3 separate regions of the Mus musculus genome follow, and regions 1 and 3 are each linked to region 2. The links are chromatin loops, found by intact Hi-C in ENCODE. Cell type or tissue: gastrocnemius. All regions are shown on one strand. Region 1 holds the start of Snf8 (SNF8, ESCRT-II complex subunit, homolog (S. cerevisiae)). Region 2 holds the start of Gm38959 (a long non-coding RNA gene). Region 3 holds the start of Ube2z (ubiquitin-conjugating enzyme E2Z).

The links. Hi-C counts contacts between places; a loop is a spot of excess contacts. Peaks named below come from ENCODE experiments on the same cell type or tissue, not always from the same donor. Only the 100,000 strongest peaks of a DNase experiment are listed, where the experiment ranks them.
Region 1: it touches region 2 in a loop (2.2-fold over the local background); 4 of 42 quality-filtered maps call a loop at or near these places.
Region 3: a loop joins it to region 2, with 2.2 times the contacts of the local background. A loop is called at or near these places in 3 of 42 quality-filtered maps.

Annotation. Positions count from the first base shown.
Region 1 is chr11:96,030,991-96,034,990 of GRCm38, reverse strand. Snf8 (SNF8, ESCRT-II complex subunit, homolog (S. cerevisiae)) reads right to left here and starts at 106. Exons shown (of 8, transcript NM_033568.3): 1 at 1-106. It overlaps Gm24949 (a small nucleolar RNA gene), which reads right to left and starts at 2,313; the gene lies at 2,099-2,313. In gastrocnemius, a CTCF peak has its summit at 1,568 (motif pointing right); a DNase peak (open chromatin) is centred at 88; H3K4me3 peaks cover 982 bases; H3K27ac peaks cover 533 bases.
Region 2 is chr11:95,857,380-95,861,379 of GRCm38, reverse strand. It overlaps Gm38959 (a long non-coding RNA gene), which reads left to right and starts at 2,929. Exons shown (of 3, transcript XR_880173.3): 1 at 2,929-3,675. It overlaps 4833417C18Rik (RIKEN cDNA 4833417C18 gene), which reads right to left and starts at 2,563. Exons shown (of 2, transcript NR_045187.1): 1 at 2,298-2,563; 2 at 334-1,386. n-TQttg6 (a tRNA gene) reads left to right here and starts at 2,137; the gene lies at 2,137-2,208. In gastrocnemius, no CTCF peak of the experiment used is centred here; DNase peaks (open chromatin) are centred at 1,795, 2,128, 2,520 and 2,926; H3K4me3 peaks cover 2,537 bases; H3K27ac peaks cover 2,540 bases.
Region 3 is chr11:96,063,743-96,067,742 of GRCm38, reverse strand. Ube2z (ubiquitin-conjugating enzyme E2Z) reads left to right here and starts at 2,379. Exons shown (of 7, transcript NM_172300.3): 1 at 2,379-2,791. The coding sequence starts at 2,469. In gastrocnemius, a CTCF peak has its summit at 2,421; a DNase peak (open chromatin) is centred at 2,327; H3K4me3 peaks cover 2,380 bases; H3K27ac peaks cover 2,159 bases.

The DNA.
Region 1 (4,000 bases), 170 kb before region 2:
CCCCGCAGCCCCGACCCCAGCTCTCCGCGTCCCAGGTTCTGTCGCCAGCTCCCAACACGGAAGCCGGGTGCCGTGCGTCATTTGAGCGCGCCGGAAGTCTCGATATTCACTTCCTGCCGCGGAGTCGAGGAGTTTCTTGCAAGGGCCCCAGTCCCCGCCCTAGCTGGGGGCCAATTTCCAGGAAGTCCAGACGACATCGCAAACGCTAACCCCATGTCCTATTTTAATTCCCCATGCATCCTACCAAGGTGGGCTCCTGGAGAGCGACAGATGCTTCAGGGACATGACCAAGAGCTGTGTTGGCCATGGAAGGTGCCATTTTTTTTTTTTTTTTAGCAAGGGTCTCTCCATAACCATGGTTGGTTGGTCTGGAACTATGCAAGCCAAGCTCACTTCGAATTCAGAGTTCTCCTGCCTTTACCTCCAAATGTTGGGATTAAATGCATGAGCCACCAAACTCATGGGTGCTACCTTGAGCAAAAACCGAGAATAAAACGAAACCTTAGATTAACAAAAAAAAAAAGGCGGCAGCATCTGATAGTTTTGTGCCACGCACTGCACAACTTGCCTTGTTCTATACTTGTTCAAAACCCTCAAGTTCGTGAGTTGGTATTGTATTTCACAAGGGATTCGGGAATCTGCCTTAAATTACTTAACGTCATGAAATAGGACTAGCTATGAGTCAGACAGTCTGACTCAAATTTGGGTTTTTTGGAGGGGGCGGAGTGGGCTAGGGGGAGACAGAGTTTCTCAATGTAGCCTTGGCAGTCCTAGAATTCACTTGCTCTGTAGACCACACTGGCCTTGAATTCAGAGATCTTCCCCATCTTGAGCCACCATACCTGGCCCTTAGCTGTAAAATCTTAACCCAACTCAAGAATTTCTGCAGAGGAATTCAATAGGTAAGTTTGATCAAGTCAGGGTTTGTTTATTCCACCTAGCAGACAGGCTTACTGCATGAACTTCTAAATTTCTCCCTAACACAGGCAGTGTTGTGCCTAGTAAGAGCTAGTGGTGAGGTTTTAAATACAATCGTTATGATTAAAAACGATGTTTATAGACAGTCTTTTACAGTGGCTGGCTAGGAGGAAATACATTACACAAACGAAGGGAGGAAAACATGTAACTCTGTTTGAGACTTTGACACTCTCATCAGATATTCAAGATGCCACAAATGTAAATCCAAACTTTTCCTTTGCCTTCTTTTTTTTTTTTTAAGATTTATTTATGCCGGGCAGTGTCGGCAAATGCCTTTAATCTCAGCACTTGGAAGGCAGAGGCAGGCTGATTTCTGAGTTCGAGGCCAGTCTGGTCTACAGAGTGAGTTCCAGGACAGCCAGGTCTACACAGAGAAACCCTGTCTCGAAAAAAAAAAAAAAAAAAAAAAGAAGAAGCCGGGCGGTGGTGGCACACACCTTTAATCCCAGAGAAACCCTGTCTCAGAAAAAAAAAAGAAAAAGGAAAAGGAAAAAAAAAAGAAATTCAGAAGTCTTAAAAAAAATGTAAATGTTTTTAAATTGTATTTTTATGTATGTTTTGTCAGTGTGGATGTACATCACTTGTATGCAGTGCTCTTAGATGCCAGAAGAGGGCATCAGATCTCTTGGGACCAGATATATAAACAGTTGTAAAGTGTCTTGTCCATGCTGGGAATTGAACCCCAGATCCTTTGCAAAAACAGTCAGTGCTCTTTACCACTAAGCCATCCCTCCAGCCACCCCACCCCATAAATATACATATGATATATAATATAAGATATATGATATAAATTTTATTTCAAATTTCCTTTTGTTGTTGTTGTTTAACTATATTTGCCATGTGATCCAGCAGTTCTACTGGGAGGATTTTTTAAAAAAGATTTATTTATTTTATGTATATGTGAGTATACTGTCACCATCACTGTCTTCAGACACACTAGAAGAGGGCCTTAGGTCCAATTACAGATGGGTGTGAACCACCATGTGGCTACTAGGACTTGAACTCATGACCTTCAGAAGAACAGCCAGTGCTGTTAACTGCTGAGCTGTCTCTCTAGCCCTTTTGGTTTTTTGTTTTCTTTTTTCTTTTTCTTTCTTTTCTTTTTTTTTAATAAACCAAATCCACTCAGACTGCGTTCCCTCCCTCTCACCCTCCCGAAGGAGAGAAGAATGATCATCAATGGCAAGAGGCAGCTGCAATCAAGCAGCACCTAGAGCCGGCTTCACGCTCAGTAGGGGATGCTACGTCTCGTCCTCGTGGTTTCAGGTGCTCTACACAGTCAGAGAAACTTCTCTAGTAACGAACTATAGAAATGATCCCTGAAAGTATAGTCTTCCTTTTGTTGTTTTTTAAAGACAGAGTTTCTCTATAGTCCTGGAACACAGTTTATAAACTAGGCTGGCTTTGAACTCAGAGATCCACTTGCCTCTGGTGCTGGGTTTAAAGTCATGCACCATGCCAGGCAGTAGTGACCCATGCCTTTACTCCCAGCTCTTGGGAGGCAGAGACAGGCAGGTGGCAAATCTCTATGGTTCAAGGCCAGCCTGGTCTACAAAGCAAGTCCTGGACAGCCAGGGATACACACACACACAAAACCCTGCCTCAAAAAATTAATTAATTAATTAATTTAAATAAATAAAAAGAAAAGCCATGCATCACTCCAGGTTTCTTCCTTCCTTTCTTCCTTCCTTTCTTTTTAGACAAAGTCTAACTGTGTAGCCCTTGCTTGCCTTGAACTCACTATCATGAATCAGGCTGGCTTTCAGACTCAAAGACATCCACCTGCCTCTGGCTCCAGAGTGCTGGGATTAAAGATGTGGGCTGCCATGCCCTTCATCTTTATTTTATTTTATTTTGTTTTATTTTGAGACAAGTTCCACTACATCATCCTAACTCCAACTATATAGTCCAGCTTGCTCAAACTCTCAGCAATCTTCATGCCTCGTCTAACCCTACCATCCTTTAAGGCTTTGGTTCTGCCTCCTCACTCACTCTCATGCTGTATTTCCTGTTGCTCATCTTCTTGTTTATTGACATAGTTTTGGTTGTGTGTTGTGTGCACATGCACACACACACTAAACCTGCCTCCAGCTGCACCAGAAGAGGGCATCAGATCCCATTATAGATGGTTTGGCTTTGGTTGTGAGCCACCATGTGGTTGCTGGGAGTAGAGCTGAGGACCTCTGGAAGAGCAGCCAGTGTTCCTAAGCCAAGCCATCTCTCCAGCCCAACATAGTCTTTTTTCTTTTTGTTTTTTGTTTTTGTGTGTGTGTTTGTTTGTTTGTTTGTTTTTCGTGAACAGGGTTTCTCTGTATAGCCCTGGTTGTCCTGGAACTCATTATGTAGAGCAGGCTGGCCTCTAACTCAAAAATCTGCCTACCTCTGCCTCCCAAGAGCTGGGATTAAAGGTGTGCGCCACCACATCTGGCACACGTAGCTTTCTAATTGATGTAAAATGTGTGTGTCTGTGTGGATATACACAAGTTTGTGTGTGTGCCCTCTTTGGCCAGGAATGGATGTTGTGTCTTCTGGAGCAAGAGTTAGAGGCCATTGTGAGGCACTGGATGAGGGTTCTGGGACTGAACTCTGGTCCTCTCAGTCTTACCACTGAGAGGTCTCTCCAACCCACTTATTTACAGTTTTGTCCTCCCAGTCTCCGCTTAAATGACATGTTCTTACTCCATTCCATCTAGAAAAGACTTTTCTGTCTTTCTCCATGTGACTCAGCGTGCTGTGATTAGTAGTGTGTTCGTGTGTTTAAAGATCAAGGCTTGCTGGCACAAGTTGTTCCAGCAACTTGAAAGGCCCATGTAGTCGAAGAACCTTCTCCTATTGGGTTTATTTGCTTGCTTTTGAGACATGAGGACAGTTTCATGTAGCCAAGTCTGTCCTTGAACTCCTGATCCTCCTGCCTTCCCTTCCTCAGCACTGTTATTACAGGCTGGTGACTTTGTTAGCAATCAGGGCTGCCATTGTGTCTGTGTGCTTCATTGTTGTATACAGTGAGTTAGTCAGAATCCCT
Region 2 (4,000 bases):
TTTCTCTCTCTCTCTCTCTCTCTCTCACACACACACACACACACACACACACACACACACAGAGCCTGGAGAATAAGTGTATGTACCTTGGACACAGTCTAGTGTCACCCAGACTTGCAAAAACATTGGATTTCTCAAGAAAGTGAGACAAGCTATTTTTGGATGTCAACTTGACTACATCTGAGATTAACTAAAGTCCAAAAATGGAGGGCATACCCGTGAGGGGCTTTTGCACAATTTGAAGTAGGAAGAGCCACTTCAAGTTCAGATCCTGAGGTAGGAAGTCACACTAGAGTATAGTATATACTCTATATTAATATACATTTATAATATATGATTACTTATATACAGAAATATTTATATTATATGTAATAGTCTATTATAATTAAATATATTCATCCCATAAGTTGCTATCCTATAGAACCCTAGTACAAGGTCACACAGCAAATAGACTGCACGGTACATAGCTCTTCTGTTTGCTTGTGTATAAGAAGTGAAAAGCGGGCTGGTAAGATGGCTCAGTGGTTAAGAGTGCCGACTGTTCTTCCTCAGGTCCCAGCGACTACATGGTGGCTCACAGCCATCCGTAGTGGAATCTGATGCCCTCTTCTGGAGTGTCTGAAGACAGCTACAGTGTACTTACATATAATAAATAAATAATAATAATAAAAAATTGTAAAAAAAAAAAAAAAAAAGAAGTGAAAAGCAGAGCTGTTTGGTTTGGTCTTTTGTCTCAATACATGTTTGGGGGCGGGTAAGTGGTGCCAGGGGACCTCTACAGAGTGGTGATCTGTAGGAAACAAGGTTGCTCAATTCAATACAATTAAGCAGCCAGTGTTGGTTCAAACTTTGCAAGCCTGACCCCAAGTAGTTTATTTGGTGAAAACTTACCTGGTGATAATTAACCCAATCACCTGTGCACAGCACAGCTTAGGACACCACTGCACTGGAACTCTTTGTAAAGTACATGTGACATCTTCCAGAAAGATAGTTTCTATAGACTGAGAAAAACATGCTCACCGATAAGAGTCCAGGGAGGAACTGGTGAGATCTCAGCCTATCAGTCTCAGGTCACAGGCCATTACCCACATCTGCTCCCAGCCTTCTGGGCAGAAGACACGTCATACATCTCTCTCACTAAACAGACATTCCTGTGTAGTTAACATTCCTGGTGTCCCTAGTGCTTATCTGAGCCTCGCACACAGGTTATTTCTTAAACTCTTGTAGAGGACTTATACAATAGCCATCATTATGGGGCCAAGCCTCACTATATTATAATAAACAATACATAGTCCAGAGCATCCTTGAAGCAGCCTCGAGGCACAGATGGATGTCCACTAGGGTAATGCTCCGAAGGTGAACTGCTGAGTCAAAGTGTTGACTGACCTGCAGAAACACATTTAGGGAAAATGAAAGACTAGACAGTGCAGAAGTGGGGATTTTGTTGTTGTTTTGCGGGATATGTGTGTGTGTGCGCGTGGTGTGTTGAATGGTGGGTGTCTGTTGTTAAAATTCTGACTGGGTTTTTCTAAGGATCGGCACACTAGAAGTTTCGGTAGTCCGGCCTTTTGAAGCGCGGGGGGAAGTGCTGAATTGGAAGCGCCAATCTCCCTACAGATAATTTGCATAGCGCGGAGCAGGGGCTGCGGCATCCACGTGCGGCGCACTCTCCAGCATCCCCGTCTGTACCCCAGGTTTCGTCCGGGGTTTGAACGGCTGTGCCACCACGTGCCAGTCCGCGTCCTTCCCCGCTGGGCCAAAGCGTCCTAGCCACAGCCCTCCTGATATAAACGCAGAAAACAAGTAGAAAGCCCAGGCTGCGTGCGCCGAACCTCCTGCCCGGAGTCCGGGACCGGAGCCGGCTTTCTCCGGACTTGGTCCGATCGGACGACCAGCCGCCCTCGAGACTTGGGGTCAAGAGCCGGGACCCTTGGAGGATCACCGGAAGAGGTGACAGACACCTCGGGGCCCATGAACGTTTGGAATTCGTAAGGACATGAGAATCTCGGTGGTTCCGTGTCTGCCCGCCATCGCGGCCACCGGCCACGGGCCCAAGCCAAGTGTAGCGAAGCTTAGAAAAGGTTGCCCAACGTCATGTGGCTTGAGAAGGCTGCCGGGCGCCTTAAGCCGCCAGCAGGTCCCATGGTGTAATGGTTAGCACTCTGGACTTTGAATCCAGCGATCCGAGTTCAAATCTCGGTGGGACCTCACTGAACCTTTTTTTGGCCTTAGAATCCCTGTTTTGGGGCCTGCAGGAAGTAGCAACCAACCCGAGCCTCCGCAGGGAATGCACTGACCTGTAGAATGGACGTTCAGCTTCCCTCCCTGTGTCTCAACACGATTACATTTCAGGAACAGCCTGGGCTGGGAGGCACTGCGCACGCGCGCCGAGTCGGGCGGAAAAATAAACGAGTTGATGGAAGACTGAACATAACTTTACCCAGGAGGGAAAACGAAAGAACCCGAAGGATCCCGAGGCTTTCCTGTCTGAGTACCGCTGCACACACCGCGCCTCGGAGTCCCCGCCCCCTACCCTCTGATTGGCTGCTGTGCAGAACGCGCGGTAGGATTGCTTTGTGAGCCGCGAATGAAGTGGCCGGACGGGGCCGGGGGGCGGGTAAGTGGTGCCAGGGGACCTCTGATTGGGTACAAGAGAGCGATTCCCCGAGGCTTGTGCGTTTAGGGGTCATAAACCCGTGTTTTGGTTCTGCATTGCTCACCCAGCGAGGTTGTGTTTCAATTAGACAACAGTCACTTAGTCAGGCTGGCAGGCGATCAGTACAGTTTCTCACCGTCCATGAGGTGTTTCTCCGAGAGAAGGGCAGGAATCGCTAAGGATTTCTTTAGCTGCATCGCGCCGCGGGTGGAAAATATGTACAGGGAGTATTGTATCTTCTTTGGATTAAGATCTGGGATTTGTGTTCGTCCCTGTGGGATAAATGACGAGGGAGCCTGCTGACGCATTATGGTCTCCCTACAGAGTGATTGGCACGGTGGCTATAGGTTCTCACCCTTGGGAGGATGCCATGGAAACCAAAAGGAGCCTCTCCCGACTCTCCGATTAATTCTCTAAGCATGCCTCTTGCAGACACAACCCACGCACTCTTTAAAACATCTGAATGGATCAGTTTGAATGAACCATCGCAACCTCAAAAAGATCAAGACGTGAGAGGAGGCACACTTGCGCTACCAGAAAATAAAGATGCTTGTTAACTGTACATTAAAGAAATTAAGATAATGTCTGGATGGATAAACATACCGATGGAACAGAATAGGGAAGCAAGATGCAGCCTCACCTTTATGCATAGTTTATAATAACAAAGGTGTCACAAATTTAAATAATAATAAAAGGTAGCACAACAGAGTTAGGGGAAAGGACCTACTTGACATCCTGCTGTGTGCTTGCTTATAGGGAAAGAATATGAAATCGGATTCTTGTTAACACTAAACACAGCAGAAAGTCCCAAGAGAATTGTTGACCTGAAAGTGACAGAAGCGGTGAGCTTGGCTGACGACATAGGGGAATGCCTACACCTCAGTTTAAACAAAGCCCGAATAAAACGCACAGACGAGGACTGTGCTACTCCAAGTACCATCAGAAGAGTGAAAATATCTGGGCCTGTTGCTCAATGGTGAACTGCAAGGCACTCAGGGCCTGGCATACTAAGAGAAAAGGTAAGCCACAGACTAGGGATATGCATGTGTAATGCATAAATAGCAAATAAATCTAAATAAATTCTCAAAGCCTGTAAGAAAACTGCCTGCCGAAAAATAGCAAAACCTGTGCTAGGGGCATAGCTCAGCAGGTAAAGAGCTTGCATGCAACCATGCTGGACCTGAGCTCCATCCACAGAACTCATGTCAGAGCTGGGCATGCTGGGGATTGTAGTCCTAATGCTGGGGAAGTGAAGGCAGAAGGGTCATTGGCCAGCCAATGAGAGAACCTGTCTTTAGAAAGAAAGAAAACACCTCACATTGACCCTGGCTTCCACATTCATAC
Region 3 (4,000 bases), 210 kb before region 2:
AAGTAATTAAGATTTCTTCAGCTAGGCCAGGCGGGGTAGCGCACGCCTTTAATCCCAGCACTTGGGAGGCAGAGGCAGGCAGATTTCTGAGTTCATGGCCAGCCTGGTCTACAGAGTGAGTTCCAGGACAGCCAAGGCTACACAGAGAAACCCTGTCTCAAACAAACAAACAAGGACAGTGTTGTCACTTTTAAAAGTATGGGTGCAGCCCTGTGTTCTAGTGCACACCTTTACTCCCAGCAGTCAGGAAGCAGAGGCAGGCAGATCTGTGAGTTCAAGGCCAGGCTGGTCTACAGAGTGAGTTTCAGGAAAGCCAGAGCTATCTTCCCCCTGTGGCCTTGGCTGTCTTGGAACTAGCTCTGTAGAACAGGCTGGAGCTCAAACTCAGAGAACTGCCAGCCTCTGCCTCCTGATTGCTGGAATTAAAGCCATATGTGTCATCACTGCCCAGCAAAATAATTTTGTTGTTGGTGGTGGTGGTTTTTTGAGACAGGGTTTCTCTGTGTAGCCCTGGCTGTCCTGGAACTCACTTTGTAGACCAGGCTGGCCTCGAACTCAGAAATCTGCCTGCCTCTGCCTCCCGAGTGCTAGAATTAAAGGCGTACGCCACCACGCCCGGTGCAAAATAATTTTTAATAAAGTGTTATTTCATTTTATAAAAAATCAAACCTAAACAAAGATACATCAACAAAACATGGAACCTCTATAAAATAGTATACTAATGAGTTTTATTTCATGTTACAGTCCTAAGATGAACTCTACTAAGCTGAATTCACAAATAATACACAAGCTAGAGCCCTAGGTACATGCATGTGTGTGTGTAGCAAAAAGGACAACATCTGGAACCAGATGCAGCTTTGCCCCCTGCTCTCAGTGTGATCCTATGTGTGTGACTGACCTTCTGTCTGTCTGTTGTCATTCTGTCACAAAAGGCTAATAACAGTCCTTCTATCACAGAGCTGGTGAGAGGAACAAGTAAAATAAAGCAGATAAACAATGTGTAGCCTTAAGCACTCAATTAATGGCAGCTTCAAAACATAATGTATTCACTATTCCCAGACCCCCGCCCCCAGACCATTTGAGAAAACGCACAAATGTCCAGAACGCAGGCTCTTCACTTGTTGGTTTTTGTGTTTTGAGACAGGGTGTCCCTTTGTTGCCCAGATTGCCTTGAACTCAATTTGTGGCCTCAACTATTTATGTACGATAGTTCCCTCATCATTCCTCAACCTCTCTAGTGCTTAGCTTACGAGCTGTGCCACCACAGGAGCCAGGCTTCTTCGGGAGGAAAAGAAGAAGAAAAAAAAAAAAAAACAAGATCCAAAGTGAGGCTCTGGCTGTTTGTTCTAGAATGAATCTTCATAAATGTACTAAAGTTAATATGAATATTTCATTGGGTGTGGTGGCTTATGCCGGTCATCTCAGCACTAAGAAGGCTGAGGTAAGCAGCTACATATTGGAAACCTTGTCTCAAAAACTATTCATACACTTTGCTATAGAGTATCAATGTGTTTGTTTCGGATGTTGTCTCAGACCAGCTGAAAGGGTTGTGTAAATTCTCAGTCATGCGGTACCTCTGGTTTTCCTACAGTTAGCAAACACACACACAGACTCATATTCCTGTCAGTAGAACAAGGTTAAGGTCTTTTCCCCTTAGTCAGAGTTAATTTTCGTATTACAAATCTCAATATAGTTCTAAGAAATTGAGAATTTCAAACCCGTAACTCCAGGATTAGCGGGTAGAAAAGGTACTGAGCTTGGAATCAAGCCTGATGCTTGACTTCTACCAAGCTGTCAACTTCTGTGTCATTATCTCCAGGGCAATGCCTAGCAACAGCTCCTGGCCTTTAGTATGCCCTTCATAAATAAATATCGAATAAACTCAAATGAGGTGGTCTTTTATTCGCACGTTCTGATTCCGTTCTTCCTCTTAGTCCATCCGCAGTCAGGCGACAATAGTAGTCGATGGGGGAGAAGACCAGACATGATACAGCACAGAGCCGTAGGGATGTGAAGGGCCCTAAACTACTCAAGCTCTTCTTTCGATTGCCCTACAGGGAAGGTGGACCTTAGTCCTACCCTAGGATTGAACATCGATGGTCCCTCCCTTTAAAAGAGAAGCTGTGGGTCTCTCCATCTTCTTTGAACTGTCTTCTCCGACATCAACTCTCCCAACATAAAACCTTTAACCATGGAAGGCTACCAGCATCTCCAGCGGGGCGCAGAATCTGCGCTGGCCTGGAGCGCCAGCTAGTCCGCTAGCCCCCGCCCCCCGCTCTGGAGGACCGTGGGTGGACGCTCTGGCAGCACGCCTCTCGCTGGTCCGGGCGGAGGTGGGCGGAGCCAGCGCCACCCGGGCTGGGGAAGCCGAGGGTGGGGACACTCTGGCCCGGCTCTCGGTGGTGCGGGAGCAGCGGCCGCTCTGGTCGGCGGACGTGCTGCTGAGCAGTCCCGGAAGCGAAGCAGCGATGGCGGAGAGTCCGACTGAGGAGGCGGCGACGGCGACGGCTGGCGCCGGGGCGGCGGGCCCAGGGTCGAGTGGTGTTGCCGGTGTGGTCGGCGTTAGCGGGAGCGGCGGCGGGTTCGGGCCGCCTTTTCTGCCGGATGTGTGGGCGGCGGCGGCGGCGGCGGGCGGGGCCGGGGGACCGGGGAGCGGCCTGGCTCCGCTGCCAGGACTCCCGCCCTCGGCCGCTGCCCACGGGGCCGCGCTGCTTAGCCATTGGGACCCCACGCTCAGCTCGGACTGGGACGGCGAGCGAACCGCGCCACAGTGTCTACTTCGGATTAAGCGGTGAGCCGGGGGTTTTTCCTCCCTCACCCCGGAGCTCCAGGGCTCGACCTTCCCCGCCCCCCACCTTTCCCCATCGGGGCTCTCTCCCGCCTCACGTCTTCCAGGCCCAAACCCTGCGGGCCTCTCTACTGACGGGGGCCTTAAGTGTCGCCCTTTCCCTCCCTCCCGCCCTCTCAGCGCCCGGCCCTACAGCCCAAACAGATCCGCGATTGCCCTCGGGCCTACCCCGCCCCTTAGCGACCTCCGGTGAGCCCTGCAGCTCCGTTCCGGATGCCTTATCCCTACCCCCTCCCGTTCACCCGAAACCTGACCCTTTTGCTCTTCTGTAACGCTCGGTCCCGCCCTTCGCACTTCCCCTCTAACCTACCCCACCAGCTTACCTAAAGGCTGCCCTCAGGCCCCACCCATCAGTTCTCCATCTCTTCTGGAGTCCCCGCTTGGAACATCCTCTACCTGCATTGCCCAGTTGCAGACTCGAGTCAGTCTTCCTTTTTACCTTTCCTTACCTCGTTTCCCCACCATATGGCCCTTTCCACGGGTCTAGAGAGCCTCCCTGACTTTCCAGATCATTTCTTGAACCCCCTTTCCAATCACCCCAAAACTGTCCCTCACACCTGTCCCTGAAACTCTGCGTTCCTACCATCTCTCACTATCACTCTGGATTGTAACATCTTAGTCAAGAACTTTTTTCCTATTATTTACCCCCAAGGTTGTCTGGTTTACTTTTGTAAAGCAGATGTACTCCCTTCAAATACAGGAACAAAAGGCCTAGGGCCTGTCTGTGCTTGTGTCTTGGGTGACCGATCTTAGATCGTATCACTTCATAGATAAATATGTTTTGCAAAAGTGCTCACTTAGTATGGTACCAATTGCATGGCAAAAGATAAGACTGTTGAGCTATTAATTTTGAAACTTGTTTCCTGGTGACCAGACTTAGTCTTTTCATCTTAGCCTCTTATCTGGCTATTATCCCAAACATTCCAAGTCCCCTCAGGTGTCTGCCCGGCTACATATTTTCCAAGTTTTTAATAAAAAAAAACTACACCATGCACGTAAAGTACCTGGCACAGTGCCGGACGTAGAACAACTTCACAGTTATTGCCACCCCTAACTTAACTCCTTAGCTGTTTGATTCTCTTAGTCTGGATACAGCTTTGAGTTTGGCCTGGACGAACTTCTTTGTTCGGCTACCCTTCTGTGTCCCCAGAC